Regions from separate parts of the Mus musculus genome. Here region 1 is linked to region 2. Evidence: chromatin loops called from intact Hi-C (ENCODE). Cell type or tissue: left cerebral cortex. All regions are shown on one strand. Each heading gives the region's core, and the rest is flanking DNA. Links, peaks and the distances in the headings are about the cores only. Region 1 has its middle 36 kb from the start of Gm32016. Region 2 has its middle 3.2 kb from the start of Gm40518.

Evidence for each region. Peaks named below come from ENCODE experiments on the same cell type or tissue, not always from the same donor. Only the 100,000 strongest peaks of a DNase experiment are listed, where the experiment ranks them.
Region 1: it touches region 2 in a loop (2.2-fold over the local background); 2 of 42 quality-filtered maps call a loop at or near these places.

What each region holds. Positions count from the first base shown.
Region 1 is chr9:47,973,709-47,978,107 of GRCm38, forward strand. No RefSeq gene overlaps it. Among named protein-coding and RNA genes, the nearest start is that of Gm32016, 36 kb to the left of the region's middle. In left cerebral cortex, for the core only: no CTCF peak of the experiment used is centred there; a DNase peak (open chromatin) is centred at 2,478.
Region 2 is chr9:48,159,792-48,164,190 of GRCm38, forward strand. It overlaps a transcript of Nxpe4 not described here. Among named protein-coding and RNA genes, the nearest start is that of Gm40518, 3.2 kb to the left of the region's middle. In left cerebral cortex, for the core only: a CTCF peak has its summit at 2,131; DNase peaks (open chromatin) are centred at 1,554 and 2,175; H3K4me3 peaks cover 1,859 bases; H3K27ac peaks cover 485 bases.

The DNA of each region.
Region 1 (4,399 bases), core at 235-4,234, 190 kb before region 2:
TGTCCCATGATGCTCAGAGAGCCAGGCATCAGCTTTATCCCTGGTTATGTCTAGGAGGGTGTTCCTGGGCAGACTCAAGGTGGGTGGTCGTCATCTACCTCACTGAGGACCAGTAGAATAAGAAGCAGAGTAAATGTCCAGTTTTTTTTTCTGTACTCATTTTTGAAATCTATTCTTTGGCAATTTCAAACATGTAAATGATGTATTTAGATCATATCTGACCCTACTCCCCACCCCTAACTCATGCTAGACCTTCCCTAGAGCATCCTCCCAATAACCCACTGAGTCTGAGCTGTGCTGCTTCTGTGCCTATGGGTAGAGCATGGGAAACCTGCCATGGGCCACACTCCTGATGAAAAATGGCTCTTTCTCCTTCAGTAGCTAACTACCGTCAGTGGCTAAGGGTGGGGCCTTGTGAGCCCTTCCTCCATCCATCCTGGAGTGTTAACTGGTTTGATCTTGTGCAGGCAACCAGAGCTGTGGTGAATTCACGAGTGCAACAGCCCCTGTGTCCCGAAGACACCATTTCACAGTGCTCACACCCACCTTCTGGTTCTTACAATCTTTCTACCCCCTCTTTCACAATGTCCACCAAGTCTCAAGGTGAGGGTGTGAGGTGATACAAAAGTCATCATAGCTTGCCCCAGAAATCAGAGCTCCTGCTTCTCAAGCCACTGGACTCCAGGGGACCTAGCCTGGTGGCCACCCCTGGCTCCCCCATGACCATTTAGTCCACTTGGACTAAATTTCATCACTGGCTAGATGCTGGGACTTCTGCATAATCACTGAAGCCAATATCTGCACTAAAAGCCCTCATATATAGATCTCACTGCAGAGAGCCATGACTCGTGCAGACAACAATCACCTGCTCCATGTTCTTCCTCCTTCCTTGCCTCTCTGCTCAGATAGAAATGAAGGCTCTGGAAGCATTTGGTCCTCCTGCCATCTACATCCTATTTGGCCTATGAAACACCATTGACTCATGCCTGCTGGAGGAAGAACCTGGCAAGGTAGCAGGGAGTCAATCTGGGAACAGGACAGAGCTTGCTGGATCCTGTGGCTCTGGTGAACTTTGAGAGCAGGCTTGAGGGACTCATCCAGCAGAAGACTGTCCAACTGTCTTGTTGTTCTTGGGCATAAGAGAAGGCCAGGATGGTGGATTGAGATAACATGGAAAACTTTAGAAGGGTTTGGGTGATCGACACAGGGAGCAGGTAAGGAAGGTCTTTTCTGTTCTGAATGTCTTTCTGAGCCTGTCCTGGGACGGACAATGGCTAAGGCACACAGAGCGGTCCTCAGATGTTATATTAGTTCTCCATCTACAACTCAAGAAAATAACACATGATGGCCAAGCCCAAGTCTAGAAGGGAAATGGAATTAGCCTGTGTGATGAGAGATGCCAGAGTCATGTGTAGAATCAGCGATACCAGTGAACAGAGGTCGATGTGGACAGGACATAGTATCCTGCCCAGATTATGTAGCCAGGGTCTGCCTCTACATGCCAGATCTGCCCTTTTTAGTTGTAATATGCACTTCAGCTCACATGGGACTTTTGTCCCTTCAGGTTCCTGCCCACCATCTGACCCCTACTAAAGTAACACTAGCACATGATGTGTTCTGAAGGTGTGTGTGTAGCAGTTAGGAACTAGAAAAGAGAGACAATAAAGAGTCAAGAACAACAAAAAGGACATCACTGTGAAGACGCGGTGCCTCTGAGAATGGAAGGATTTTTGAAATGATTTGTGAAGTAACTTCCTAAGACCGTCCCCCAAATACCATTGACTGTGAGTCTCAGGGATTCGGACTCAGGAGTCAAACATCCTTCTTCCCAACCCTCAGCTCCAAGGGCCATTGTTAACTGAGATCTACTCTGATTTTGCTTGGTCTTGGTGTTTTGTTGCCCAGAAACGTTTATACTTAATCTGACCATTTTCCTTTTTCCATAAGGAAAGTATGAATTTGCTCTGTGTGTGAGAACCCCCCTCAAGTAAAGCCATGGAGTCCCATTCTCCCCACAAACACTTCTACCATGAAGCAGAGAATCCGAACATTTAATCCTTGACATTTGGACCCCACTTTATTGCAGACCCCGATTTTGTGCACTTACCCTCTCTTGATATACACAACTCCCTCTGGATGGAAAAGCTCGTCTGTGTGCTCAGTGGACACTGTGGGGGAATCAGCCCTTTACACTGCTTTATGGATTATTACGCTGTCACGTTGTACCGCTTTACAGAAAGAACATATTAAACAAAACAGAGTTTTCAGGAGCAAGGATCGCTATTGTTAGAGAAACAATACTTGGGAAATAATTCCCCCCAATTTCGTCCTCATCTTTTCTCTGCTGTGCAAAGAGAAGAACAATTTATTAACAGGAGGCAGAAAATGCTTCTGAGGCTTTGGAGCAACGGACATTTATGGGTCTACAATGACGTTGTTTTAGTGGCTGAGAAAGCAAGAGATTTGGGGAGCATGCACGTGAGGTGTGTGGGAGTGTGTATAGAATTCACAGTGGGCAGGGTTGCTAAGGAAAAGAACCTTATTTGAATTTCACAAAAGTTTTGAAAGACCACGGTGCCCTCCTGATTGCACTGTGGGTCTTCATTGTTTCAGCTGATGGAGGGAGCGGCTTCAGGGGAGAGAATAGCGTAGCCTCGGGATTCTGTCTGCCTTCACTAGTACTATTAACAAGGCTGAACCAGAATGCCTCAAACAGTGACCGTAACAGGCATCTCTGTGTCTCATGCCTTCAATGTTGCCCTGACTGCTAATTTGGATTGGCCCAACCCTTGACTTTGACTTGATTTCCCCCCTATCTAAACTTGACCATGAACCTAGTGCTGGAATGGAGGTTTCTATTTGGACAGGGGCAGCTATTTCTTGAACACAGATAATGCTCACACCTCAGGCTTTTATACCTTTGGTTGTTCTAGACCAGGTTAACTTCACAGACTGTCTGGGGTTGCTTCTTGGTTGTGGGTCATAAAGCCACACATTTTCAAGCTTTGTTCCAATCCCACTCGGGAGGCTGACAATCTCTGGGTCAGTATGAGGGAGGTGACTTTCCCTGGGCCTAGTCAGATGGGATAGATTCTGCCTTAAACTGTAGAGATAAAGTTGTTGGTTTGAAAGTCTACACAACCATAGGTTGTTAGATTCCCCAACAAAGGATTTTCTCCCATTCTTGCATTAACCAGGTTCATAACTGCACACTTGTTATGATCAGATGAGATAGGATATACTTAGGGTAAATGGACGAAGACTACACAAGTTTCCTTAAGATGTGGACTGACTTCAGTCGGTGTTCAACCATCTCATTAACGCTAAACATGCCCCATGGAAGATCTTTGGTGCGGACCTTTAGTCAACCTCGAGACTCCGACTGGAAGAAGCCAGGAACAGGTGTACACAGGGGTCTGCCTGTAGCTGGAAGCTCAAATTGCAGCCCGACCCAGCAACAAAGGCTTGGAGGCAGAAGCCTTCTCCAGCTCCACAGGAGGGGCCCGTGTGACTCTATTAATGAAGCAAAAGATATTGGAATCCAATTGTTGATGGATCATCACGCGCCAGGAAAACTCTCAGCTGCATTGACTGGGCAAGCAGGGGGTATCATTTTGAACTTCTGGAGTTAATGAACTATGGCCTAAAATTTACAACCTGGTTATGAATGTTATGGATTTAACTCCAGTGCACAGCCCCAGGAAGCTGGCAAACTCTTTTGGCCTCTTCTCTGTGTGGGCCAGAGGCCTTGCAGGGTTTGATATCTGCACTCTTCCCTTGTTCTACAGTGCCCTAAAGGGAGGGCGCCCATAAGACCTAGTGTATTCCATGCCATCTCCCTGCCCCAGCGCACATTGGTGAGAGACATTTCTTCCCCCTATTACATTATTATACCATAGGACAGATAATGAAAAAAGGGTGAACTGCGGCCACTTGTTTCAGGGGCCTTGAAAGAATTTAGACCATTAACAGTACCTATGACTCAGAACACTTCTTACCCTCTTTCAGTCTGGTCGCACTCACCTAATGGACTCAGAGCACAAAAAACATTGGGAATTCTGTGAGGAAGGAAAAGGAGAAGATAGCTCATGGAGGTTGATTGGTAATCTTGCCTGTAAATCAGTTATGTACACAGTGTGTATGCTCCAATTGTGTCTATTCTAAATACATCTATGACAGAATACAAAAATACACAGGGAAAGATTCACATCTACCTGTAAAAACACTTACTGCCTAAGCAGTGGTCAATAAATGCACCATATGTATAAATAGTTAATGCTGTAATTTCGTTTTCCTTGGAAAGACTGGATTCTACAATGAGTGAAGCAAGACTAGCTATATTTTGACATCTTTCCCTTTCTGGTTGTTTCCATTGTTTTTTTGATGCTCAACTTCCAGA
Region 2 (4,399 bases), core at 321-4,320:
GTAAGATTTAAGAGTCTAATACTAGGAGCTAGAAACCAGTGGTCTTCCAAGTCCTACATGGGACTCAGGATAGGTAACTACTGTTCCCAGGATCTTGTTGGAGGAGACCTCTCAAAGGTCCTTCATTTTCAGTTGCTCCAAGTATTTATGTGGTAACTGATATTAGCTCAAGATTCTGGCTTCTTGATACAAAGAATTGTCCAGCTGTGCCAACAAGAGTGCAAAGGTTGGAATGAAAGGTGTCAGAGAAGAGTCTCCTGGCTGCAACTGGCTCCCGGAGGCTTCTCTAGGGCATCCCATGTCTCTTTTGAGTTAGTTCAAACATGTTGATTCCAAGAGCGTAGGTAGCATTAGTTCCCCAGCATCAAAGACATTCCCAACAGATAACACTTGGACAACTCCCCTGGAAGCAGCGATGCTGTGGGGAGATGCCTACGCTGAGGTCCACAGACAGGAGTAGACAAAGCACCCTAGCCGTGCCTGCCTGGAGGCAAGGCCGTGCCTGTGTAGTCTTGCCCACCAAGGCTGGACTCGGAAAACAGTGCCAGCTCTGAACATAGACGGATGTGTTCACATTTATGACTTCCATTTCCCAGGGGTTTTCACACACGTTATTTAATTTGGTTCTCACAGCGGTCCTATGAGGTGGAACAGTCATGTATTTTATTGTTTTTATTAGTATTTTTCCCATTACAGTTTATTATAGAAATTCTGGAATGCATCAGAAGGCACAATGAATACAATAAAGATCACGTGTAATCATATCCTGAGAAGTATCGGAGGTGATGTGTCTTCTGCCCCCCCCCCAGAAGGTGGAAATATATAAACAATCTATATAGCATTCTGTCCTAGAGGGGGGAAGGGAAGCCAAATTTGGCTTAAATTCCTTTACTCTCACCTATGAAAATATGTCTGAAAATTTCTAGTGGGGCTTATGAACTCTCTTTTCTATTCCATAAAGTTTCTGAATTGTGAGCCACAGAGACTAAGCCAAAGTTGTTGGGAAACATAGGTTATCACATTGAATTGAACCAAACCTTCAGAAACACTTTCACAAAGGACAGATGCCTAAGTACCACCGACCATGGGCACCCAGCTTGGCAATACAAGTATCATACTCAAGGGCAGACACCAGCCTTCTGGAGGTCAAACTGGATGTTAGTGCATTTCCAATAATCATAAAACAGAAATCGATCCTGGTTCACCTATCTACCTTTTAAACCGCTGATCTTTGAGTACATGTCTTCTCCTCACCCCCACCCCCTGATGGAACACATTAATTCCCTAAGTTCTCTTGACTTGGGAAACTCCCATCAGTCATTTTTCTTTCAGCTTTCAGCTTATATTTCTTGTATCGCAAGGCATACACCATGGGCACCAGTCACAACAGTGTCACATGTGTCTTCTCACACAAACAGAAAATTCCTTGAGAGCTTTACTGCCCTCGTCCTGTAGGGCCCAGCATAGGAGCTGGTAACGAAGAGGATTTGCCTGAAGAAGAGAAAAGAGGGACTCAGACTTGGTACCAGAAAGAAGTCCGGTGTTTTGAAAAGATGGGAACACGTAGGTGCTCAAATGCGCACGTGCCACACCCACCCACAACCTCCTGCCTCAGACCCATCAGATGAAACACCTGTAAGTGGCATGCTTTGTCCAGTATTTATAGAATAGCTTCAAACAACTGTCTAAATTCCCAGTGCATGTATTCCCAGACGCCAGGCTATCCTGCCATCCCCAACAAGAGTGTACAACATTCAATCAGAAGACTGAAAGTGGATCATTGCCTAAAAATTTCCAGTTGTCTGAAGAAATCCAGAAATGTGGAACACCAAGAGAAATGCATGGACTCTGCCTATACCCCGTACCAAAAATAACTGAGTCCTGTCATATGAGGCTGTTAGATTAAATTAGTTACTCTATCCATATAACCCTCAGGAAATGCGTGTGACAGTCGTCATCAGAGCTAACATGCTAGGTTTTCCCAGGTAAAATGATAAAAAGAGATAAAAATGTATAAGATGCCCCCTATGTGCTAGGCACTGTGTAAAGCACTTTTCATAGTTAATCTTGGTTAGCTCCTCTACAGCAAATTGTGGCTGCTTGTGGTCAATGGCGATTGCACCCCCTCCAGGATTACTTCCCATCCTGCAGTGGCTGGTAAAAAACTACACTTCCCAGGATGCCTTGCGGCTTATAGTCCTCGTGTGATTTTGATTCATCCCTTTGGAAGTGAGAACCGGAACTCCTCACTGAGCTAAGTAGGGTGATGAGGAGTTTTAAGTGAGCTTTTCGTGTTCTAGTGCATACCCAGATGGTCTAACAGTTTGACTCTGGAGGCAGCGGTGGTAATGACAGAGTCCAAGTCTCTTCGTTCCCTGTGTTCCTGGATTATTCTCGTGGTGATGTGATCCTGCACTCAGAAGTTTGGACAGTGGCCTCCTGTTTCCCCAGCTTTCTGACTGGCAGATGTAAGTGTCCTCTTAGTTTGTTGCCGGACTTGTTTGGTAGTGTCCTCTTGGTTGTTACACGGACGGCATTTGGAACGTTTTAATGTTGGCTGAAGCTCCATGTGTCTTCCAACAATTTTATAAGTACCTGGACCCCTGTATTCAATCTTTGCCTGCTTAAAGAACCCCAAGGAGTGTTCGTGTTATCTCCAGTGAAACCCTGATGTAGCCATTTTATAGGTGAGAAAACTAAGGCAGAGGTTATCACATACATCATCTAAGATCGTAGAAACAGTGGATATGGAAATGGGATTGGAGCTCTGGAAGTTTGCTGGATTTGATGCCTATTTGGCACTACACTCCCCCCCCATCCCAAACTTTCATCTCTAACTTCTCATTGACACTTTCTATGTGTTATGAAATATGATAAACTCCAGAGATGTGGAAGCCGTGAATAAAGCAGAGAACCCTTTATCCTAGCTCTCCTGACTTGTGCTAGACAGTATGATAGTTATAAGTACATTTACATGGCCATCTATCCTGCTACCGGTGTGCATTGGAAAGGGGCATGTAGCGAGCTTTTAGAAGTACACGGTGTGAATCTAAAGCAGGTTGTAAGAGAGCTGGTGGCTAAAGGGACTCATTTCAAACATTGATTGACATATAATTCAGTGAAAACATTGATAAGAACAAATGGAGGAAGAAAGGGGGGAAAGAGTGAGTAAGTGGGTAGGCATCCTCCCATTTTATGGAACTCTTTGATCAGTCTCCCGGCTACCCCACCAGTCCCCAGACCAGCAGCTCTAAGCGACTTCATCTCATCTGTTCCTATTTGGGATTCTGCCCTAAAGAAAGAGGTAAACTGTGAATAGGAAACTTAAAAGCAGTAAGCTGCCCCACTGGAGATTCCTTTCTAGTGCTGAGCAGGGAGGACTTGGTGGCTGGGTCACGTGAAACATCTGATCACTGCTGACAGAGGAAGGAAGCTCTAGAGAAGTGAAGGATATCCCCAATAGAAGCGTAATCTGCTGTTGGCAGAAGAAGGACTCCAGGGACGTGAGCATCTGATGAAACTACAGGAGTGGGGCTTTGAGTCCAGCCCCAGGAAGGAATTTCAACTGCAAGTTTCAAAATTGAGAGTGGCTTGAAAGAAATACACTCAAAGTTAGGGATAAAACCAGGACTAGACAGTCAATAATAATGAATAATTGTAGAGACAGACCCAAAGTTTCCTGGGGGATAAAGTTTTATTTTCTTTAAAGATTAAACGTTCAGACTACAGATATCTCGCTTTGATGTGCATTTATTTAAAGAACAACTTTCCGCAAGCTGGGACTACTGAGTGCCAAGATGCACAGGCTACATGCTTACTGCCCAGATAACACAAATGTTGATGGCCTAATTGCTTCCAGGGACACAGGAGGAAAAACAAAAACAACACATGGGCCTTAGAGTAGTGGATCTATAGATAAAACTGGTAGGGACACCACAAATTCTACAGAAAACCAATAAAAAATGAATAGGAAATCACTTTTGACATCAATTAAATTCTCTTTAATTTATTTTGCTTGCATAGGTATGTGTTGTCTGGGAAGGGTACACGTATGCTGTGTGGAAGTCATAGGACCCAACTTGCAAGAGCTGGTTCTCTTCTTTGGTCATGTGGGTCACAGGGATGGAAACTCAGGTAGTCTGGATTGGCTGCAGGCACCTTTAACCACTGAGTTATCTTGCTGACAACCTGTTTGATAGGAAATCTTGAGGCAAAAGTGGTGTATTCATCAGGTTTCTCTACAGGAACAGAACTGATAGAATGAGTCTCTTTATACGTGTAAAAAGGAGATTTATTAGAGTGGCTTACAGTATGTGGTCCAGCCTGTCCAACAATGGCTGTCTACCAACAGAAATTCAAAAATTCAGAAGTTGCTCTGTCCACAAGGCTGAATATGTCA